2 separate regions of the Homo sapiens genome follow, and region 2 is linked to region 1. A link is an interaction called in ENCODE POLR2A ChIA-PET data of the cell type or tissue named here. Cell type or tissue: PC-9. All regions are shown on one strand. Each heading gives the region's core, and the rest is flanking DNA. Links, peaks and the distances in the headings are about the cores only. Region 1 has its middle 52 kb from the start of XCL1. Region 2 has its middle 96 kb from the start of LINC00626.

The links. ChIA-PET counts read pairs that join two places held together with the same protein. Peaks named below come from ENCODE experiments on the same cell type or tissue, not always from the same donor. Only the 100,000 strongest peaks of a DNase experiment are listed, where the experiment ranks them.
Region 2: POLR2A ChIA-PET joins it to region 1 with 7 read pairs; 1 of 35 experiments calls an interaction of 5 or more read pairs at or near these places.

Annotation. Positions count from the first base shown.
Region 1 is chr1:168,627,291-168,630,218 of GRCh38, forward strand. No RefSeq gene overlaps it. Among named protein-coding and RNA genes, the nearest start is that of XCL1, 52 kb to the left of the region's middle. In PC-9, for the core only: no CTCF peak of the experiment used is centred there; a DNase peak (open chromatin) is centred at 1,691; H3K27ac peaks cover 1,274 bases.
Region 2 is chr1:168,881,590-168,884,517 of GRCh38, forward strand. No RefSeq gene overlaps it. Among named protein-coding and RNA genes, the nearest start is that of LINC00626, 96 kb to the left of the region's middle. In PC-9, for the core only: no CTCF peak of the experiment used is centred there; no DNase peak of the experiment used is centred there.

The DNA of each region.
Region 1 (2,928 bases), core at 221-2,720:
GCTGTCAAATAAGGATTCCCCAACCTTTACTTCATTTTCCGATGTTCTTAGCAATCCTATCTAGTAAATTCTCATTCTTTATGGTTTATACCATGCCTCAGTGTTTTCTATATTGGATGTGGGGTGAAAAGTTGAACATTCTGGCAAAAGCATTAGCTTAGTTCATGATGTGCTCTGAGCAGACTCAATGATTGGTGGAAAAGTACATTTGAGTGCATCTGACTCCCATGGAGAAATGCCATACAGTGGCAGGTAGAGAATCTGACCTTTGGGAGTAATGCCAATCTAGTGTCAATAGCCAGGACCTGTCTAAACATCATGGAAAATCTAACTCTTTGACAAACAAACCAGGAGTCATCCATAGCTTCCTGAATTACACCCAGGAAGGAGAGATTGAATACTCCACACACCATTTTCCGAGATGTTCCAGAGGAAATCAGCAATTTTAGCCAAGTTTCCAGGAAACCTCAGAGGTTTATCACTTCATACAGCCAGGAGCAGGGATTCGGATGGATAGATTTTATAGATTCTTTCTTTCAGAAGAAAACAGACTAAATCAGCAAACCATTGGTCCAAAATAAAATTTTGTCTATGACAGAGTGTTCCATCATCTAGCAACACATAAAATGTTTTAATATGAATCCTTGAGAAGCAACTGTTCTTCTTTTAACCAAAGCAAATAAAGAAGTTAACATTGGAGTCCCTCATATTGGAAAGGATTTGCTGAACATCTGCTGAGAGGAAGTTCTGTTGAGATTCCTCCTCTTTTAATTCTTTACCTATTAAGTGCCTTTACAAAAAAGTGGGATGCTTACTGCTTGAAATGTCAGCAGCACCTCCTGTACCTTAATTTTCTCAATTAAAGAATGTAGACTCTGACACACTGTAGGAAGAACCATCTGGTTAAGTGGTGTTTCTGTTGGTTTCCAGGTTATCCCATGCAACAGTGCATGGGAAGTGGAGGATTCTTTTTTTTTTTTTTTTTTTTGAGACGGAGTCTCGCTCTGTCGCCCAGGCTGGAGTGCAGTGGCGGGATCTCGGCTCACTGCAAGCTCTGCCTCCTGGGTTCACGCCATTCTCCTGCCTCAGCCTCCCAAGTAGCTGGGACTACAGGCGCCCGCCACTACGCCCGGCTAATTTTTTGTATTTTTAGTAGAGATGGGGTTTCACCGTTTTAGCCGGAAAGTGGAGGATTCTTAAAGCTTCTTTAGATTTTATCCTCACAGATAAAATAGGTGGTTTGAGGAGGAATAAAATGGTTCTTAATTGTCCTAAGTAGCTTGTTATGATAGCTGATGTCTTCATTTTTGGTGAAATGATCTTTCAACTGAGTATAAGTCTATCTAATTTAGGGGAAGATTTTTGGATGACTAGTACTCAAATGTTTGCCCACTTGGAGCCTTCCCTTAAATAATTTAAGTATCATTTGACTGGTCAAGTCTTGGTTAATGGACAGGCACATTCAAGGGTTCAATCCTATCACTGTTCTTTCTCAAGTTGCAGCCTCTCCTCTCCTTTCATCATTTATAACTTCCCTGAGCAAATGTATCTCATCTTCCCAAGAAGCCTTTCTGACATCCTGCATGCCTGAGGTTTTTGTTTTAGCTGCTATGAGTCAGGGTTTACACATCTATTCCCTTATACTTGTCCAAGTGTTTTTTCTACCTGTTGATTGTCATTCTAGCTGAAGCCTATCAGATGGCCATGTGGAGATGTAGGAGGGGCAGGTGGAGTCTCTGAATTCAAGGGGGAGGTCTGGGTTGGCAATATTCATTATGAAAAGAAGTGACTAAATAGTCACTTAGTCACTACTAGATGACTAAGTAGATGAGGTGGTATTACCACTCCCTCCTTGGAGTGCTCTCCTTATTTGGCTTCTGTGACACTATTCTCCCTTATGTCTTCTCTTGCACCTTCTTTCCATTTTTCTTGGAAGACTCCTTTTTCCCCATCAGCCCCTTTAATGCTATATTCCATAGGGTCTTTTCTTCTGTATTTATCTCACTCCACTCACTCTTACTTGGGATCTTATCCATGTTTATGCTTTTTACCACCATTTAATGCACCATCACACGATGCTGTAATTATTTGTTTACCTGTCTCTTTCCCTCACTGAACTGTGAGCTCCTTAAGGATAAGGACTATATCTAGATCCTTAGCACCTAACATAGCACCTAACTATGGTAGGTGTTTTATAAATAGTTGATGAATAAATAAGTGCATTTATTCATGTATTCCTTTGTTCCACAAAAACAATTAAAACTCCTCTATGCCTGCTATTGGAGGAACTAGGAGAAATGGTAATGATGAACAAGAGAAGGACGGTATCTTCCCATGACCTATTTTTATAAATGATGACTAGTTAGTTATTCAGACCAGTTCATGAGGCCTATGTTACTCAAAATAGGGCACTAATTGCATTATTTCAATTCCCTCTCAATGCTGTACATAACATGGTGACCATGGGAAAATGCACTTAGAGTTCTAAGCAACCAACTTAGACACCTTTGCTAAAGAAGTTTTTCTTTAGTAGTCTGTCTATTACTAGTCCTGTTCTTGGTGCTTGTTGATGTAACTACATTGTCATTCTTTGATTTGGGTCCTTTATCCCTAATCCACATAAAATAACAGGTCATGGGTCAAATGTAGAAGACAGCGTGACAAAATGTAGAAGGGGGACACCATGACGAAAAGCACAAGACCTAATGCTCAGTTGCCCAAAACCTGAACAGAAGCACTGAAGAGGGGGAAGCGCACGGGAAGGAGGGGAGAAGAGGAGTAAGTATTTGCTGAAAATAGATTCGTACCCCCTCTAAACCGATTTATAGAAAAACAACAGAGATGGTCAAAGTGAGTGTTGGAGAAGTAGATTAAAAATTATGATAAATGTGGGTGGAGCCATGAATGTTTTCTTGGTTATATGGAATT
Region 2 (2,928 bases), core at 302-2,801, 250 kb after region 1:
AGGACCAGCTATAGAAAAGCATTCTAAGAAGATTCTTAACCTTAATCCCTACTTGTACATTCCCTTAATTGTTATTTGTAAATTTCAGCACTATATTGGGTTCCTATACCCTGCTAGTTATCTCTATCTAGATGCCACACTACTCCTCAAACTCAGCTTATCCAAATTTAAATGTTATTTTCCCTCCCCAGTCAGCCCATGTCTGCCAGATTTTCCTGACTGAATTTGGGCAAGTAATTTTAGCTCACTGAGCCTCAGCTTCCTCTGCTGTAAAATTAGAATAATAATCCCTGCACTCTAACAAAGACATCACGGGCCCAATGATAATGTGCAAAGCGCATGCAAACCATTTCACATAAAACACACTTTAGGAGGTTGTTGGTTTCTCCCAACTATTTTCTTCTACTGCATTTCACAAACCCACTTAAGTACAACCATTTGGCTTGTTTCAAAAGCACATTATAAGCAGTCTTTTCTTTTCACTTTTGCTTACTCTGATTCCTCTGAGTGGATTTGTTTCTTTCCTTTCTTCTTGTTTCAGTTGGATTTTTTCTTTTAAGATCCAGATACATTTCATCTTCCCCATAAAGTGTTCTTCTACATCCCTGATCCATGATCATAGCCCTTATATGTTGTAAGCTTTTGAATTCCTAGAGCTCTGCACTAGTCATTTGGCACTTAGCTTTGGACAACCTGTAGCACTTATCTTTTTATGTATGTGTTGGATCCACAATGAACATATTAACTCTTTGAGAGCAGGGTCCTCTTTGCTAGCCCAGTGCCATACACAACCTGACATTCTATAAACATTAGTTGCTTTGTTGAAACGACATCATTTCAATTACGAATTCTAATCATTCTTAGGTAAATTGGAGACTCTCAATGTCAATATGTTGACACTTTATAAATTTTAATTAGCATATTGGCAATTATACTCCACAGCTGTTTTCATAGGGCACTTCACAATTATTCATCAGTTTTTGTCAAGATATTCTCAGGAGGTGAGTGATAAAGATCATTCCCTGCCATTCTTTTGTTCTAAATTTAGAAAAGCATAGTACAGTGATTTTATGAAATATATTGAGAAGATTCAGGATAAAAATTGACATAAAAAAGTAAAATTCTTTCTTAGCCCCCTGTGCCAGTGAAAATCCTTCTCTAGCATTTGTTCCTACAGAAAAGCAAATAATGTCTTATTTGATTTTGTTGAACTGCCTGTAGTCCTTGAAGATTGGGTGAGTCTCTAGTCTTCTATTCAAACTGAAATGTTTTACTTTAATAACTCAAGAAAAGATAATTTTAGTGTATCTTGGCTGTCATATGTGATTTTGTTTATTGACTGTATTCTGATTATGATAATGCAAACAAAACCCAAAGTAAGTAGAAGCAATGAAATAATAAAGATTAGAAAACAATAAAATAGAAAAAAATGTTTTTAAAAAATAAAATCAATAAAACTGATAAACTTCCAGCCAAGCTGATCAGGCAAAAGAGAAAAGACAGAACTTGACAATATCAACGATGAAAGAGAAAACATCACTAGAGTTCCTAGGGACATTAAAAGGAAAATAAGGAAATATAAGGAACAGCTTTTTTTGCCAATAAATTCAATAATTTAGGTAAAATGGAAAGTTTTTTATTTTTTTATTTTTTATTTTTATTTTTATTATACGTTAAGTTTTAGGGTACATGTGCACAACGTGCAGGTTTGTTACATATGTATACATGTGCCATGTTGGTGTGCTGCAGCCATTAACTAGTCATTTACATTAGGTATATCTCCTAATGCTATCACTCCCCCCTCCCCCGACCCCACAACAGTCCCCGGTGTGTGATGTTCCCCTTCCTCTGTCCATGTGTTCTCATTGTTCAATTCCCACCTACGAGTGAGAACATGCAGTGTTTGGTATTCTGTGCTTGTGATAGTTTGCTGAGAATGATAGTTTCCAGCTTCATCTACGTCTCTACAAAGGACATGAAATCATCATTTTTTATGGCTGCATAGTATTCCATGGTGTATATGTGCCACATTTTCTTTATTATTATTATTATTATTATACTTTAAGTTTTAGGGTACATGTGCACAATGTGCAGGTTAGTTACATATGTATACATGTGCCATGCTGGTGTGCTGCACCCATTGACTCGTCATTTAGCATTAGGTATATCTCCTAATGCTATCCCTCCCCCATCCCCCCACCCCACAACAGTCCCCAGAGTGTGATGTTCCCCTTCCTGTGTCCATGTGTTCTCATTGTTCAATTCCCATCTATGAGTGAGAACATGCGGTGTTTGGTTTTTTGTCCTTGCCATAGTTTACTGAGAATGATGATTTCCAGTTTCATCCATGTCCCTACAAAGGACATGAACTCATCATTTTTTATGGCTGCATAGTATTCCATGGTGTATATGTGCCACATTTTCTTAATCCAGTCTATCATTGTTGGACATTTGGATTGGTTCCAAGTCTTTGCTATTGTGAATAGTGCTGCAATAAACATACATGTGCATGTGTCTTTATAGCAGCATGATTTATAGTCCTTTGGGTATATACCCAGTAATGGGATGGCTGGGTCAAATGCTATTTCTAGTTCTAGATCCCTGAGGAATCGCCACACTGACTTCCACAATGGTTGAACTAGTTTACAGTCCCACCAACAGTGTCAAAGTGTTCCTATTTCTCCACATCCTCTCCAGCACCTGTTGTTTGCTGACTTTTTAATGATTGCCATTCTAACTGATGTGAGATGGTATCTCATTGTGGTTTTGATTTGCATTTCTCTGATATATGTGCCACATTTTCTTAATCCAGTCTATGATTGTTGGACATTTGGGTTTGTTTCAAGTCTTTGCTATTGTGAATAGTGCCGCAATAAACATATGTATGCATGTGTCTTTATAGCAGCATGTTTTATAATCCTTTGGGCA